2 separate regions of the Mus musculus genome follow, and region 1 is linked to region 2. Evidence: chromatin loops called from intact Hi-C (ENCODE). Cell type or tissue: heart. All regions are shown on one strand.

Region 1 (8,000 bases), 450 kb after region 2:
CTAAAAAAGAAATATGATATGATCCAGGAACACCATAGAAACAAAAGAACTATACACAAACACTTACATACAGACTTGCTCAAGAATGTTTACAGTAAATATTGCTCTCATAGCAAAAATGCAAAGAAACACAAATATTGATCAGAATTAGAATATACAAAGTAAATCTGGTAGGTACATAGAATTGTATCTGGCCTTGGAAAATGAAATCTGTCACATGCTATCCCTAGGGAGAAGCATAAATGTACAACACTAAGTGTAAAAAGCAAATCACAAAAGGAAAAAGGATGTGACTCCAACTGAAAAGTAAGTAGTGTAGCCAAAATCAGGTGCAGAAAGTGGGTGAGTACCAGGGATGAAGACAAGAGGGATCAGGGATGCTGCTGTTTCATGAACAGAATCTAAGCTTGGGGAAATAGAAAGACTCTGGAGTCAAATGGTGGGGAGGGCCTCTCAATAAACAATAAGACAGGGTAAGTGCTCCCAAACTATACAACCAAGAGAAGTAAAATGCTTCATTTTAAGGTAGGCACACACACACTCACTCACACACACACACACACACACACACACACACACACACAAGTTGAAATAAGGAGAAAAGGTCTCCCTCTCTAATCCAGGATAGCCACTTGCTAATATAGTCCAGGTTAGACTCAAACTCACTATCATCCTTTCACCTTAACTTTCTGAGTACTGGAGTTGTAAATATGAGTCACCATGTGTGGTTTGAAACACATAGACTAATAAAGAGGCTGGAAAGAAAGCTTAGTTGATAAAACACTTGTCTAGTCCCAGGCTAGTTAGAGACATCTCTCAAAAAATCGTATGTGTGGTTGATCTCTGAGAGGGGGGGGGGAGGTGGGGAGGGGAGGGGAGGGGAGGGGAGGGGAGGGGAGGAGGGGAGGAGGGGAGGGGAGGAGGGGAGGAGGGGAGGAGGGGAGAAAAAGACAGACACACAGACACCCGGAGAAACACACAGACATTGGCCTACTTAATAACAGGGGATAATAATAACTGAAAAGGAGAATGAAATTCTATAGAAATCACCTAAAGGCTGTGATCTGTTTCCTACAAGTCATACATGGCAGTTACATTTCAATACAAACAGGAAGAAATGGGACCGAAGGAGCTATGTACAGAATTAGTTCTATGTTGTCCCTATAATGACTGCCAAACAAATCCCATCCCTAAATGAAATGCATTAAACAGCAGACATGGGTCTTTCTTCCCAAAGCTTTTCCCAAACAAACATAAAGCAAGAGCGAGTCCACATGTGCTGTTGGTATTTCATCACTGTTTTGTACAGAACAAGAGTGTTGTTGCCTACACACCATTTCTCAGCATCAACACCCATTTTCTTATGCAATTTCAAGTTTGGTTGGCAGGTCAGAGACATTTTTTCCAACCACAGACAAAACGTCTTTTGATACTCAAAGAAAATGTTCAAGGAAATGTTCCCAATAAAAGACAACAAAAACAATAGCATGTAAGTGCATCAGCAGTCTAAGGAACAGCTGAGGTGACTCCAATTAACCTCCCGGGGGAGGGGGGGATGTGACAGACAAGGCACTACCAACACACCTAGTCTATGTCTGCAGCCAGAGCCTTGGAAATGCTTGCAGAATGCCACAACGCTGGGAAGGAGGCAGGCAGACACACTTGTTTTGTTTTTTGAAACTGGATCTCATAGCTCAGGCTAACTTTTTTTTTAAACAAATATTTTTAAATAAGGAAAAGGAGTCAAGGTTTGAGAGCACAATCCATCATCAAAGAAGTTCTAGATGTGAGGGCAGGAGAATGAAGTGGACGGAAATATCACATGCACAGTCAGGAAGCAGAGAGGGAATTCTGGGGCCCAACCATTCTCTCCTATATATGCAGCCCACAACCCCAGCCCATGGGATAATGCCTCCAAATTCACAGTAGGTCTTTCCCCCTCTCTTGAACTCAAAACTGTCTCTCTGAGATTCTGGATCTCATCTGGTTAACCAAGGACAACTCACCATTACTCTTTCCTCCTCCAAGACTCTAAGCTATCTCCTGTCTCTACCATCACACAGCTGGGATTATAAGCATATGCCGTCACAGAAATCGAGTAGAGCCCAGGACCTCAGGCATGCTAGGCCAGAATTCTACCAGCTAACTGAATACACCTTCAGCCACCAGAACTGTATTATTGAATCTTCCATGTAACCCTGACAAGCTTTTAATGTTTCATATACTAATATATGCCATAAAAGGCCTTGATAATGACTGCTCCATTTTAATTTCTCACTTCTTTGGTGTTACAGAAAGCTGACTTCTACATGGAATATTTAGTGTTTGAAAATTAAAGTCTATCAATTACCTTGAAATCTCATAAAGAGAGATGATTTTTGTTTAAATATATATTTATAAGTTATATACAATTTACATATACATATGTGTATATAGATACATATATGTGTGAGTGTGTTCATATGTAGGGACTGGGGACATAGCTCACAAATCAAGAGCTCTGACTGCTCCTCCACAGGATCTGAACTTGGTTCCCAGCATCAATGTTGAGCAGTTCACAATCACCTGAAATTTCAGATTCAGGGAATCTGATACTCTCTTCTGGACTCCATAAATACTGGTGTAAGTGTACTTCACACACACACACACACACACACACACCACATAAATAAACATACACAAACCTGAAAGTGTGTAAAGCTGTCCAATCACAGATGGAGAATGATACATGAAGCACGGACAGCACTCACTGTTCCAGACTCTAAAGACTCACTACCCAAAACCTTAAAAGCACCCCGCGAAGTGCTGCCACTGGCATTCTCTCCAAAGATGAAACAGACATAGAAACATAAATAATCTGACAAATATCGCAAACATTGCACAGCTGGTTAAGTAGGTGAACCAGACAGTCTGGCTCCACTACACATGGCTGCAACCATTACACACGCTACATGTCATAACCTATTGGAAATAAAGATAAGTTTGATAATGCTTAACAAGCTCTTTAATGGGAACATAATAGAAACTATTTCAGTTGTCTTGCTGATCCCAGTATTATTTTGCTTTTCTTTTTAACTGTAAACCACTATCCTAAAAGTCTATGTGTCTTGGAGGGTTAAACACACAAGTGAAGCCTACATTTCTGGTAATGCTCATTACTGTTAGGAAAATAGTCAACAAAGATTACAAAGGGCTACTTGTTAAAACCTTCTGCAAAAAGGCAAGCATGGAAGAACATGGCAGCCCAGCACTGAGAGGCTGAGGCAGCACTGTAAGGTTAGGGCCAGCTTTAAACGAAACACAAGAAAACTTCATTTTCTTTCTAGTTTGGTGATGAGTATATGAATATACTGACTGGGATTGGTACTTGGCACAATAAGGAAATAAACATATTATCTTTGGAGGACATAAAAGAGCAGGTGACTAATGAGAACTTTCACAAACTGGCACATGATGCAAACTTTCAGCACATCAGCTGCCCGGGGTTGAGGTGTAGGTAGACTACCCAAAATAATTAGAGGTCTGCAGGAAGCACAGAGTTCATGCTAAGTGTGACTCATGCATCTCACAGCAAAACAAAATCCTCCAGACATTTATCTCTTCCAAACAAGACACTGGGCCTGGCAGCGGCCCACAAGCAAGAAAGAGCACGTGAAAGTCAGACACTCATGTGCTGGTTAAAAATAAAACGGTGAGGAGGCTCGTGACGAGCCATGACTCCAAGCTGACCTCTAAGACACACAATGCCATTTATAACATCCACAGAGTTTCAAAACACCTGAAAGCAGCAACATTCACAAGACAACTCAGAAGGAAAACTAAAGACCACTTAGTAAGTCGGAGTCCCATTAAGATCTGCTCCCTCTGAAGAACAAAATCCCAAGATGTCTGTCACACTGGCTTCAGTGATGAAGCCTCTGTCCCTGTGAACATGAGGTCAGTGTAGTCACCCCTCCCTGCCGTTAGCTATGTAGGCTGAGTCCACAGGTGTGAAGAAGAGATCTACCTAGCCCAGCCTCCCTCCTGAAGGAGAGAAGGCTACAGACAGGCTGCCACCGGTACCTCCACACTGATTCTGTTTGAAAGGTTGTGAAATCATGACCCAGAGCAAGAACCCTTTCAGACACAATTCAGGTCCCAGCTGTTAGGAAAGACAAAATGTTCCAAAAGAACTCACCTCCCCACCCCACCCCGCAAAAGTCAATAAACAAAATGGGAAACCAAACCCAAGGAAGCTGCCATGAAAGTAAGAGCACAAGGCTGAGGCCTGGGACGGAGCCTGACCAAGTGTATTTAACAGGGTCTCACTGAGTCACAACTAATAACCAGCTAGTACCTATAGCAACAAACAGGAGCCATTTGTGATCCATTATTGTACTATTATCATCAGCAACATTTGTAGATTCTTTCTAGATTTATATGCATGGATGTTTTGCCTGAATATATGTATATGTTAACTATGTGCATACCAATGGAGGTCAGAAGAGAGTATTGGATCCCCAAGAACTGGAATTAAGATGGCTGTGAACTATATGTGAATATACATGAACTATATATGAAGATGCTGAGAATTGATCCTAGGTCCTCTGTGAAAGCAACAAGTGCTCCCTCCAAACAACTGAGCCATCTCTCCAGCCACAGCAACAGTGTTAAAGTAAATGCAGACTGTCACTGAGTGATACACATCCAGGCCCAGAGCTATCAGAGGAACAAGGACATGTTTCTTATGTTCAGGGCAGTAGGTAGAAAGCCACAAGGATACATGGTGTCATTACTAAGGGCTGGGGGTTGGGGGTGGCAGAGACAAAGAGAGAGACAGAGAGAAATACAGAGAGAGATAAAGAGAGAGACAGAGACAGAGAGAAATACAGAGAGAGACAAAGAGACAGGGACAGAGAGCAGCAAAACCCTATAAAAGCAACTGAACACTCCCTCTCCCTCTGCATGCATCTGCTTAGGCCAGTAACTATCTTTTACCAACCAGTAACCCACTTACACCCCTTAATAAGCGCCCAAGCTTCGGAGGGGCTCAGTTTAAAAACCTGTTATAATCATGTACAAATAAATCCATCCTGCCCACTGAAATCAGTAATTCCATATAGACTTTATTGAACATTTAACCTGTGTGTGAGGAATAAAAAGGTGACTAGACTATAAAGTTTGAAGAGTAAAGATTCCACAAGAAAGGGATAGAAAGACACCGTGGAAAAGAAGACTCAGGAGAAGAGCTACACATAAGAGAAAGGATTAATAATGAAAACCCAACAACAGTCCCAAATACCACCAAGAGCTCAAAATTGAGAAATTGCTCTCTTTAGCCTCATCAGAAGAAAACTGGGGAGCATGCAGGGGTGTGAAGGCAGCAGAAATCTAAGTAAATATTCAGCCAGATTTAGCAGTTAACCACAAGCTGCAGGTAGAAGAGTTAAAATGTCTTACTTTTTTATTACCGCAAATACACCACTTCACTGAGTATTTATTCAACAGGATTTACTGGGCCATGGCATTGCTTCTAGACAATCTATGTGTATCGGCCTCTCAGGAAAGAGTGTAACAGCCCCCCATTTCCTGCCTGCTAGAAAGTCTACCATATGTGAACTGTTCTCTACAGTCTGGGCAGGATCAGAAAACCGCTTCAGACACTACAGTGCTTCAAAGTGGGAAGAGGTCCTTTGCATGATTCCATAACTTCTGCCCACCAAGGAAGCACTCCATTAATGGCTTTGAAGGAGCAAGCAGTCACAGGGTAGGCACCGCACTGCACAGAACTCCGGGTAACCTCCAGTGGAGCTCCAATAAGAGACTAGGGACCTTGACACAGCAGCCTATAAAGAACTGCATGTTCCAAAACACACAAAACTTGGGAAAGTCTCCTCCTGGTTACAAGAGACTTAAATGCATGGCAGCTACTGCAAACATCTTACTGCAGGCTGGCTGAAGAGTACAACACCCAGATACCTGACTCATAGACACAGCCACATTTGAGTAACATTGTTACACATCAATAAATGACTAATGCCAAGACTCTCCTCAAGGAGGCTTTTTTTTTTTTTTTTGCAGGAGATGGTGATTGACACACATCTTGACAACGTATACACAGAGAAGAGATCTTGGAGCACTCAGCTATAGATGGGATGTCCCTATCAAACCCCTCCCCTCAGAGCTCACAGACATGGGCTGAAGAGGAGGGAGAAAATTTGCAAGAGCCAGAAATGGTAAAGAATTCTAAAGAAACAGAGAACCAGGACTGATGTACATATAAACTCCCAGAGATTGATAGGAGGCACATGACTTATACAGGTTCAAAGCAACAAAATCTCAGCACTGACAAAGGTACCTGGGCATAAAGTCTTGGTTCTGACCAGGAAAATCAGTTTACTCCAATGGGCGCTACTGTGAATGGTAACCTCACTCGAGGGCAGGCCTCATGCTCAGCTGTAGCTGACCAACATAAATACACTCCATGTGATTGTATGCAGGGGTTGTTGTTTGGGGGTCTTCTTTTTGGTTTAGTTTGGTTTTGTTTTCTTGTAATGCTTTGTCTGTTTATTGAGAAGGAGGGAAAGAACAGGACGTTAGATAGAAATGTTGGGAAAAAAGAAGGACCTGGGAGGACTTCGGGGAGCCAAAAGATATAATCAAAATATATTAAATAATAAATTTAAAAAAATAAATGTAACAAAAGTAAGAAATGGAAAAACTGTGGAACCTTTAGAATTGTTAAACCAATTCACTGCTAAGCACACGAGATTGTCAGGAAAGTGTGGAAGTTCCTTCTGACAAAGGCTCAGGAAGCTTTCCAGACTCTAAGCCTCACGAGTTCTAGACAAAGCACAGTGTGCTTGCAGAGGGACAGAAGGACAGTAAGCAGCGAGGAGGAACAGGCCCTGGGAGGTCAGCCCACTTTACCTGAGCTCCGACTCACAGATAGGCTCAATGTTTACAGTCACCACTTCACTTCCCATAAAACATTGCATCATTTGTAAATGGGGTCAGAAGAGAGGACTCTGACAAGTGCACAGGTGACTTACCCAGGAGCATGGGACAGGGGCTGCAGGATAATCAAAGCAGGTCAGATCCAGCACAGTTAGAGGCAGGGCAGCATCCCAGAAGGAGGCAGCACTGTCACAGGCCTCAAGTAAGAATGTCGGTTTTCACAAGTGCGCACAGAGATGGAGAGGATGTGGAAAGACATCCTCCTGGACAACAGCTAACCATCAGTGTATAGTCTCAGGGGGAGGAACAAAAGAGAGAAACACAAAGAGAAGGGGCAGATGTAGGTGTGGTAGCGGAGTTATTCAGTCAGGCTACAGGGAAGACTAAATGGTTGGCCGGCTGAGAAGTGTGTGCTTAAACTACCAGGCGACTATAAAGAGTTTAAACCTTCTGGGTCAGAGAACAAGGTACTGTTTGCCATGTGGCCTGGTGTTGCTGATTCTGGAGCAGCTATGTGGGAAACATCCTCAGGGCTAGACTTACAGTGTAGCCTGTTATGATTACCAAGAGTGGGCCGGGATGGGAGCCTAAGATGCTCAGTGACATTTCAACGTGCTTATGTGTACAACTTCCCTTCCAAATCTGCTTCTTGAAGAAAAGAAATAACTCAGTGGAAATAAGCCTGTATAAATTCATGAACAGATATATTCCTATTGTTCAAATTTTTGCTACCCTAACTTCATTGGAACAACTTGTCACAGACTAGATCTACACTATAAAATGTAATACAGTATAATTTTAGAGCACTGCTCTGAATGGGATCTAATATACATTACTGTAAAGTATTAGAATATCAGATTTTAAGGGCAAGAGACTTTGTGCAAGTACTGAATTCTATTGAAAAGCAGATGTAGCCGATGACAATTCAAAACTGTGTGAGCACAGCCAAGAGGCATGTAAAACCTATGGCAAAAGAAGCCAGACTGGATCTGCCCATGGGCTACAATTTGCTGACCTCTAATCTGTATTTGGCTCTACTAATTCCCTTTCCCATAAAAGAGTAA
Region 2 (8,000 bases):
TTAAAAACCTTTTCTGAGCAGCCGAAGAATCAGAGCAAGCAGGTTATTTAGGGATGTATATTGCAAACTGTCCTAAACTACTGCACACTGACAGCGAGCCTCTGAAGGCAAGGAGCTCTGGTGTGAAGTTATACGCTTAACAACCATCTTCCACACCTTTTCCCTGTGTGTTATTTTATTTTACTTTTAGGGGTGGTGTGTGTGTGTGTGTGTGTGTGTGTGTGTGTGCCCTTGCATGCTTGTGGTCACAGGATCACTTGTCAGAGTCTGCCATGTTGGCCTCTGGGAAAAAATTCAGATCCTTGGGTGCTTCTACTCAATGAGCCATCTTACTGTTCGGCCTTTACTTGTTTCTGTGAATTGTTTATTTCAAAAGGAGGCCTGGGGATGTGGCATGGATATAGATCATAAAGTCCTTCTACTGGGTATGTGTCAAACCACCACTTTCCCTCCCCCAACACAATTAAAAATGGGTTGCAGAATGGAGAACTACACACTATGTGTCTTAGTTAGGGGTTACTACTTCTGTGAAGAAACACCATGACCCAAGCAACTTGGGGTGGAAAGGGTTCATTCAGCTTATGCTTCCACATCACAGATGATCATCAAAGGATGTCAGGATAGGAACTCAACCAGGCAGGAACCTGGACACAGGAGCTGATGCAGAGGCCAAGTATGGGGATTGCATACTGGCCTGCTCAACGAGGCTTGCTCAGCCTGCTTTTTTATAGAACCCAGTACTACCATCCCAAGGATGATACCACCCATAATAGGCAGGACCATCCCTCATGAATTACTAATTAAGAAAAAGCCCTACAGGCTTGCCTAGAGCCTACATCTTACAGAGGCATTTTCTCAATTGAGGTTCCCTCCTCTCTGATGACTCTAGCTTGTGTCAACTTGACATAAAACTAGCCAGTCCAGCAGGCTAACAGGCCTTTCAGGGAGTAGGTGCCCCATTGTAGAGATTGCATATAGTGTTTGCATGCCCCACAGGCTGTCCTGGATCAACACACAAGATCCTTGGGCTAAGCAAAGCTGCGTGCCACCCTTTACCCTCACATCCCTAGAATTGACCAGCAAGCATAGCATCACACATGAGAAGGGAAGCCAAGACGAAGGAAGATGCTGAGTCTAGTGCACAGACTGGTCCAGCCAGCATGCTGATCTTCTATGTTGATCTCCAGATTACCATAGGACGTGCTGTCTGTTGAGGCCATGCCAGTGGGTTCCAGCACACAACCAAGAATTTGAAACCACAAAATACCCTTTGGTCAGAATTAAATTGATAGGGAATAAGCTGCGCAGCCCAGGAATATGAAAGACACTTGATATTTCTGCCAGCTCTCTTCATGATGACATCGCCAGCCTCCAGTGTCCTCTGTTGTTGGGCTGAGCCTTTGAGTATCTGGCTCCTTATCTGTAAAACAGAGAGTGCTAATACCTCCCCCAGGGAGAAGGTGTGATTAATTGAGTGGTTAATGAGAAAGAGCCTCCAGCATGCTGCTGTGTGCATTAACAGGCTACTCAAAGAGTTGATATTATTATTAATTGTGACTGGCCAATATTAGGGTAAAGTTACAGCCAATTTCACATAGCAAGGAGCTCTATAAGACTGTGGAAGTATGCTTTATTTCCTCAGAGTTTTCTCCTTTCTTATCCCCAACTCTATCATTCATTTATAATCCATTTTGGTGGGTCAACATATCAACCCATCCATTCCTGATCTCTTTACTAAACATTAGATTTGAATACAAAGAAATTCTGGGCAAGATATGGAGTCAAGGGGGGGGCACTGTTGAGATGTTGTGTAATTACACACAAATGCACACACACACACACAGAGAGAGAGAGAGACAGAGAGAACACTAAAAATAATAGTTCATTGACCATACAGGAGTGGGAAACTATCTATATTTGACGACCTCCAACTGTCATTTATTTCTGGTAGACAATCATGCCTCCTACTGTTTTAACCCAGTTTTAAAAAATTATTTTACACACTTCAGTGGCAGCTTGCCTGTCACAAGCCACTTTTATTGCCATGATATATTTCATGATAGATTTGTGGCTGCTGGGGACATCTTTAGGGGATAACATGGTTTAATGGTTAAGTCTCAGTGAGTAAATATGTAAGCACCAACATGTCACATGATACTCACACAGTGTCTGTGGACATTCAGTTCATGTGTGGGTACATATGCACACATATATGTATAGAGGTCAGGAGTCAACCTTGGTGTTTTTCCTCAGGTGACATTCTCTTGTTTTTAAAGACAGAATCTCTCACTGGTTTGTAACTTGGCCAGTAGGTTAGGGTGGCTGGCCAGTAAGCTCCAAGGAGCTGCTACTCGCCTCTGCCTCTCCAGTGCTGACACTATTAACACGCATCACCACGCTTGGCTTCTTACATAGGTTCTGGTGTAGGTGCTCACGGTCCCATGGCAAGCACTTGACCTTCTGAGTGTCTTCCTAGACCTGAGCAGAGACTTGTCAGCTCCTAAAGAATTCAGGCCAAATTCCAACATTTTCTTTGTTCCTTCACAGTGTGGAGTTCCCTCAGAAGCCTTGATGATATACTCTGAAAAGTGGGGCACATTATTAGTTACTTTTCTCAAGTTCAGAGGAAAGGCTTTGGAATATCAGGAAAGTTCATGACAGCGGGCTTGCAGGGACACGCAGAAGCATGGGATGGGTCTGATAAGGAGAACACAGACCTATTGCGTGGAGGACAGTATAATACATGTCTGTGAAACTTTGGAAAGTCTTGAGATCCATGCAGAAGACCAGGCCATTGGCCTCTACATTGTTATGGGATGTCTGTGGCCCTGCAGGATTAAATGGGCATAGTGTTAATTAGCTAGTCTGATCCCAAGTCATGATCTTTACTCTCTTGTTTCTATGAGTTTCTAGAATTTTTAGGGCCAAGAGGTAAGTTTTCACTTGCAAGAACAGTTCTTAGGAGAGAAAGGACATTGAAATGTCACTGTGACTGAAGCACGTCAGCCTTTGCTGTTATAAACATAATCACAGCCCTCACACCCAAGCCAAGTGGGGGAGAAGCCTAGAAAAGCATGAGGTGTCTTAAGTGCTCACTTAGAGATGCACTCTACAAATAGCTCGGCAAGCATTCCTCAGTGGAGAGCTATATGGACACCAGATGCTGTTAGCAGCTCGTGACCTGGGAACCAGGAATAGGCACCGTAGCAATACACATTAATCCAGCTACAGCCTTCAGGCCCCCTCGTAGTCTCAGTGAGAGCATTCTTCTCTCCGGGGTGGATGCCTTCTGGTTCTTGCTGTTTGTATTCTTAGGCTGTGAGCATGAAGCAAGCGGGTTGAGTTTATGCTACTAAGCTCTAGAAAATTAGTAAAATGAATGTTGGGATGCAGATTCTCTGGGTATTTTAACTATCATGATCCCTTAGTAGAACACCTAAGGGTGAAATGTTTGGAAATGTCACTGTGATTTTCCATATTTGTTCATCTTTCAACAATTGATCTGGTATATGACTATTTGTTTCTAGTCCCTAGCGTGTTCTCTCTCTCTCTCTCTGTCTCTCTGTCTCTCTCTCTGTCTGTCTCTCTCTATCTCTGTCTCTCTGTCTCTCTGTCTCTCTCTCTCTCTCTCTTTCTCGGGTGGGAGTCAAAGGATAACTCTTGGAGGTCCTGGGAATTGAACTCAGGTCATTAGGCTTGGTGGCAATCACCTCTTCCCGTTGAGCTACCTCACCTGTTTCCTAACGTTTTCAAGAACCTCACACAGACACCACCCTTTCAGCGGTAACTCACAAATGGTGGGTTTACATTAAACTGCCACAAAGCTTCTTCTAAACGCCTGGAGTTGCATGTTCTTTGACTTCTCCTTTTAATTATGGTGGACTGGGAACTTTTCCAGATTTTGTGACATGTACCCAGGCATGTTAATCGTCCAAGTTACCATCGGGAGAAGGTTTGTTGCAAGTTATCATCAGGAGAAGGTTTGTGCAGCACCTTCACCGTTTTGCTGGTGCTCTCCTGGGTGAGCAGGATGGAGTTATCCCCAGCCAAGGATCAGGCCAGGGCTTTATCCATGTGTACCACATGACAGAGTCATCGCTGTCACTCCGCTTCCCATAGATACAACACGTCCTTGACTATATATTATCCTTTATTACAAGTCAGGGGTCAGCACATTTTTGTTTTTCTTTCTGTTTTCCAGTGAACAGCCAAACAGCAAACACTTTGGGGGGTCTCTACAAACCACACAGGAAAAAGCACATTTTGTTCCTTGCCAGTTGCAACTGCCTTTGCCTTTCACTTTCCTGGGAGGAATTGTTCATCTGCTTCAATTGTTCAGCTCTGCCACTGCAGCCCATCCTTAGGCATAGATGATGTGTAAATAAACGAGCATGGCTGTGTTCTAATAAAACTTTATTTATAAAACAAAGCCATGGACCAGCTTTACTGAAAAGGCTGTAGTAAGCTGGCTCTTTGTATCTATGGCATATACATATATAAATTAATATTTTAATAGCCCATTACTTTGCTTATTATTACTAATTATTATAGTGTGTATGATGTGTGATTGGAGAATAGACACACATGTGTGGATGGCAGAGGACAGCTCTAAAGAGTCAGTGTCCTTTAGGTCCCAGGGGTCAAGCTCAAGTCATCAGGATTGTGTGGCAAGAGTTTATGTGCTGTGCCCTCTCACTGGCCCCTGTCATTATCTTAGAGCTGTTGGCATTGGCATTTATTTCTCACTGCATGACAGACAGATCGGACCAGTGTAGTGTAGAGTCATTCTATATGTAGATAATGGAGACTCATTGATATCTTCCTGATAGGATCAATCAGAAAGTGAGTGGAGACACAGACACAGCCTCTTAGATCCAATGTTTGCTGTTGTGTCAGTGTTTTCCAGAACACGTCTCTCTCCGTGTAGCTGGCAAGAAAAAAGACATTCTGGAGTCACATGTGTTTGAGAAACTCCACATGACCCGAGCTTAAGAAGGCCTTCTGTGTTTGTTATGAATCCCCAAGTAGGGATTAAAGTCTGATAAGTTTTCCAAACATTTTGGATGCCAGATCATTTTAAGGTTCTCATCAAAGAAGCTCTTAGAACCCATGCTTCTCACATTGGCTTCTGGAAAAACCTTCACTGAGCAAAACCACAAACTACAGAGAGGTCATTCAGGGAAGAAATACCAACCTGAAGCCCTGGATTAGACAGAGCACAGGTTCTGATCAGGCCTTGACCCAGTGAAGTGACAACTGACAGGACCTGTCACATCCTAGGCCCGAGTTCAGTCAAAGTCTCCGCACATAACTGCCTCTGCTGTTTTTCCTTCTAAGAGGAATTGCTAATCTGATTGGTGACCGTCCAAATGGAAGGTTGGCCTTTTTCTCTAATAACTTCTTCAGTGGAGGACATAGGCTCTGGCTGAGATGCAACACACAGTTTGGTTGAAGTTCATATTTCATGAAGAAACACTTCTTTTTATGATGTCAAGTGCAGGCTGTTTTATTTGAGTCAATCAAAGAACTTCTATCCCTGGAGAAACATTTTGGTAATGTTTTGAAGGCATTATGACTGGGAACCCAGAGATACCTGTGCCATAACTATGAACATTTCACCTCCCTACAGGATTTCGCAGTGAGGATGACCAGGAAATAGTACCATCATGCTCTTACCAATTAAAATCCACATTACTGGTGACACAAGTGTTATCAAACTCGAACAATGGCTTCTTTGACAAAACCAGATAGGAGTCCGCACACAGTTGAGGCCCACAGACTAAGTGAGGCCTTCACTTCACCCTTATCACCAAACCCATGGGTACAGCCCACAAACTCACGTCATGTGAGGATCTAGAGCCTAATACCATGGCTGACCCCCAAGGGATTCTGATTCAACTACTGAAGAAGTGTTGAACTTCTGTAGTTCCGTATCGTAAGTATAAAGACCTTCCTCCAGACCCACCACTGAGACCTGTGTAATGGTTCTGGACCAGGACAGAGGTGTGTTAATGGGGGTCGTGATGGAGAACTGTTTGGGTAGGAAGGAAGATTGCAAGTGAAGAGGAAAGGTGTCCCATCAGGCAGCTGGGGTAAATGGAGAAGTCAGTTGTGTAAGTTTCCATTGTGTTGCTATGACAAAGTGCCTGACAAAAGTGACATGAGTAAGGAAGGTTTACTCTGTCTCAACAGTGTAAGGTCACACTCAGTCACGGAGGAGAAGGCATGGTGGCAGGATCTTGTGGTAGCCGGTGGCACTGTGTCCACAATCAAGAAACAGAGAGAGAGAGATGGATGTTGCTGGTTCTCATTTCTCCCTTTTGTTTGGTCAGAGGCCCCATGGATAGTGCCATTCACACTCAGGGTGGGGCGTCCCTACTGTGTTAAAGTTTCCTGGAAAAAACTCTCACTGACACATCCAGAGGTGTGTTTCCATGGTGATACTAAATCCAGCTGAGTTGACAATGAAGAGTCACTAGCATGTCATAGGGGCCACTCACTTTCACTGGGAACTTGTGTTTCACAGAGGAAAATCGCAACCACACTCAGCTCTACCCCCTTATGATGCTGGAGATGGTGGAAACACGCATGATGACGGAGCTACTGAAACAGCATCCCAGACTGTGTTCTAACGTGTTCCCGCCTTGAACCCCGCTGCAACATTGAAATGTTATCTCGGTTTCATTCCCCTTCTGGCTCCTTTGAGCATCTACAAGCTCAGGGCAGGGATCTGGGTTCCCAACTCACACAATTACATCGAGGGCTTTTTCTGTTTCTCTTTTTCCTTCCTTCCTTCCTTCCTTCCTTCCTTCCTTCCTTCCTTCCTTCCTTCCTTCCTTCCTTCCTTCCTCTCTCTCTCTCTCTCTCTCTCTCTCTCTCTCTCTCTTTCTTTCTTTCCTTTTTTTTAAGCAACTAAGTCAAAAGGCATAGCAGACTTTGAAGGGATGGAATGACCCAAAAACACCCCTCCCTGGAGTTGAACAAGCCTAGTCTAATTAACATTGCTACAGGGAGGCACTTAATTTTCCTAACAAACACATACCTCGCAAGACACTAAGCAGTAAACAAGTTCTAATAAGTGATCAACAGGCAGGGTTTCCAGCAGTTGCTTTTGGACGGTCAGGGTCTTGGGCTGTATTTTTTTCCATTATTAAAGCAGGCGGGGAAGGGGTGTTGGTGCAGGGAGAAGCTGGAAATTACTGCCAGAGCAGATCAGTTCCACTAAAAATGCCCCAAACAGCACTCTCTTCCCCTGCCCTGGAAATTATGTGGCTCGCTCCACCCTTCTAAATTACACTGTCCTGATAGGCTTTATTTTCCAACTAAATATACAGAATGGAGATATTACCTGATAATGTGACCTGAGCTGCTTTTGGCCAGTCTCATGTTTTTTTCCAATAACAGCACAAGAGTCTGGATGATGGGGCCTTTAGAATCAACAGCCAGCATGGCTTTGTCCTGTGTGAAAAGCGCGTTGCCAGCTTCTTGTACCTCAGAACAGAGATGAGCCCCAGGGGCTGTGGCTATAGCCTGGATGTGATTTTGCACAAATCACAGCCAAAGAAGGGGCGTGTACATATATCACATTTGAATTTTGTCCAATGTGTCTCTCTCTCCCTTTGTGCCTTCATAAATAATCCAGAGCCTGCAACAGAGGAAAAGGAGGTGGTGAAATCACTTCCCAAGCTTAAAGTAATCATACCTGGGTGTGGAAACGGCAGCCAATGGCTTTGAACGCTGGTTATGATTTGGGACTGGGTGGACTTGCTGAAAAACCCACCTAGAGAAGAACCCTAACTGGTCCTTCCTGCCGAGATGAAAACATCCAATTCTGAAAGGAAGTCTCAAGAAAGGCAATCATTTGTCCCCAGCTGGTACAATCGTTTAATAAAATGCCTGCTGGGTTTCTAGAAGTAATATTTTGCTCTCTTCAGCAACAGTAAAAATTACCCAGACATGGAGGTGATGGTGGGGGTAACTCTGTATGTAATACCATACAG

Evidence for each region. Hi-C counts contacts between places; a loop is a spot of excess contacts. Peaks named below come from ENCODE experiments on the same cell type or tissue, not always from the same donor. Only the 100,000 strongest peaks of a DNase experiment are listed, where the experiment ranks them.
Region 1: a loop joins it to region 2, with 2.7 times the contacts of the local background. A loop is called at or near these places in 2 of 42 quality-filtered maps.

The regions. Positions count from the first base shown.
Region 1 is chr13:29,634,410-29,642,409 of GRCm38, forward strand. All of the region lies in intron 8 of Cdkal1 (CDK5 regulatory subunit associated protein 1-like 1), which reads right to left. Among named protein-coding and RNA genes, the nearest start is that of Cdkal1, 220 kb to the right of the region's middle. In heart, no CTCF peak of the experiment used is centred here; a DNase peak (open chromatin) is centred at 3,632; H3K27ac peaks cover 3,851 bases.
Region 2 is chr13:29,187,611-29,195,610 of GRCm38, forward strand. It overlaps a transcript of Cdkal1 not described here. Among named protein-coding and RNA genes, the nearest start is that of A330102I10Rik, 180 kb to the left of the region's middle. In heart, no CTCF peak of the experiment used is centred here; a DNase peak (open chromatin) is centred at 3,181; H3K27ac peaks cover 4,468 bases.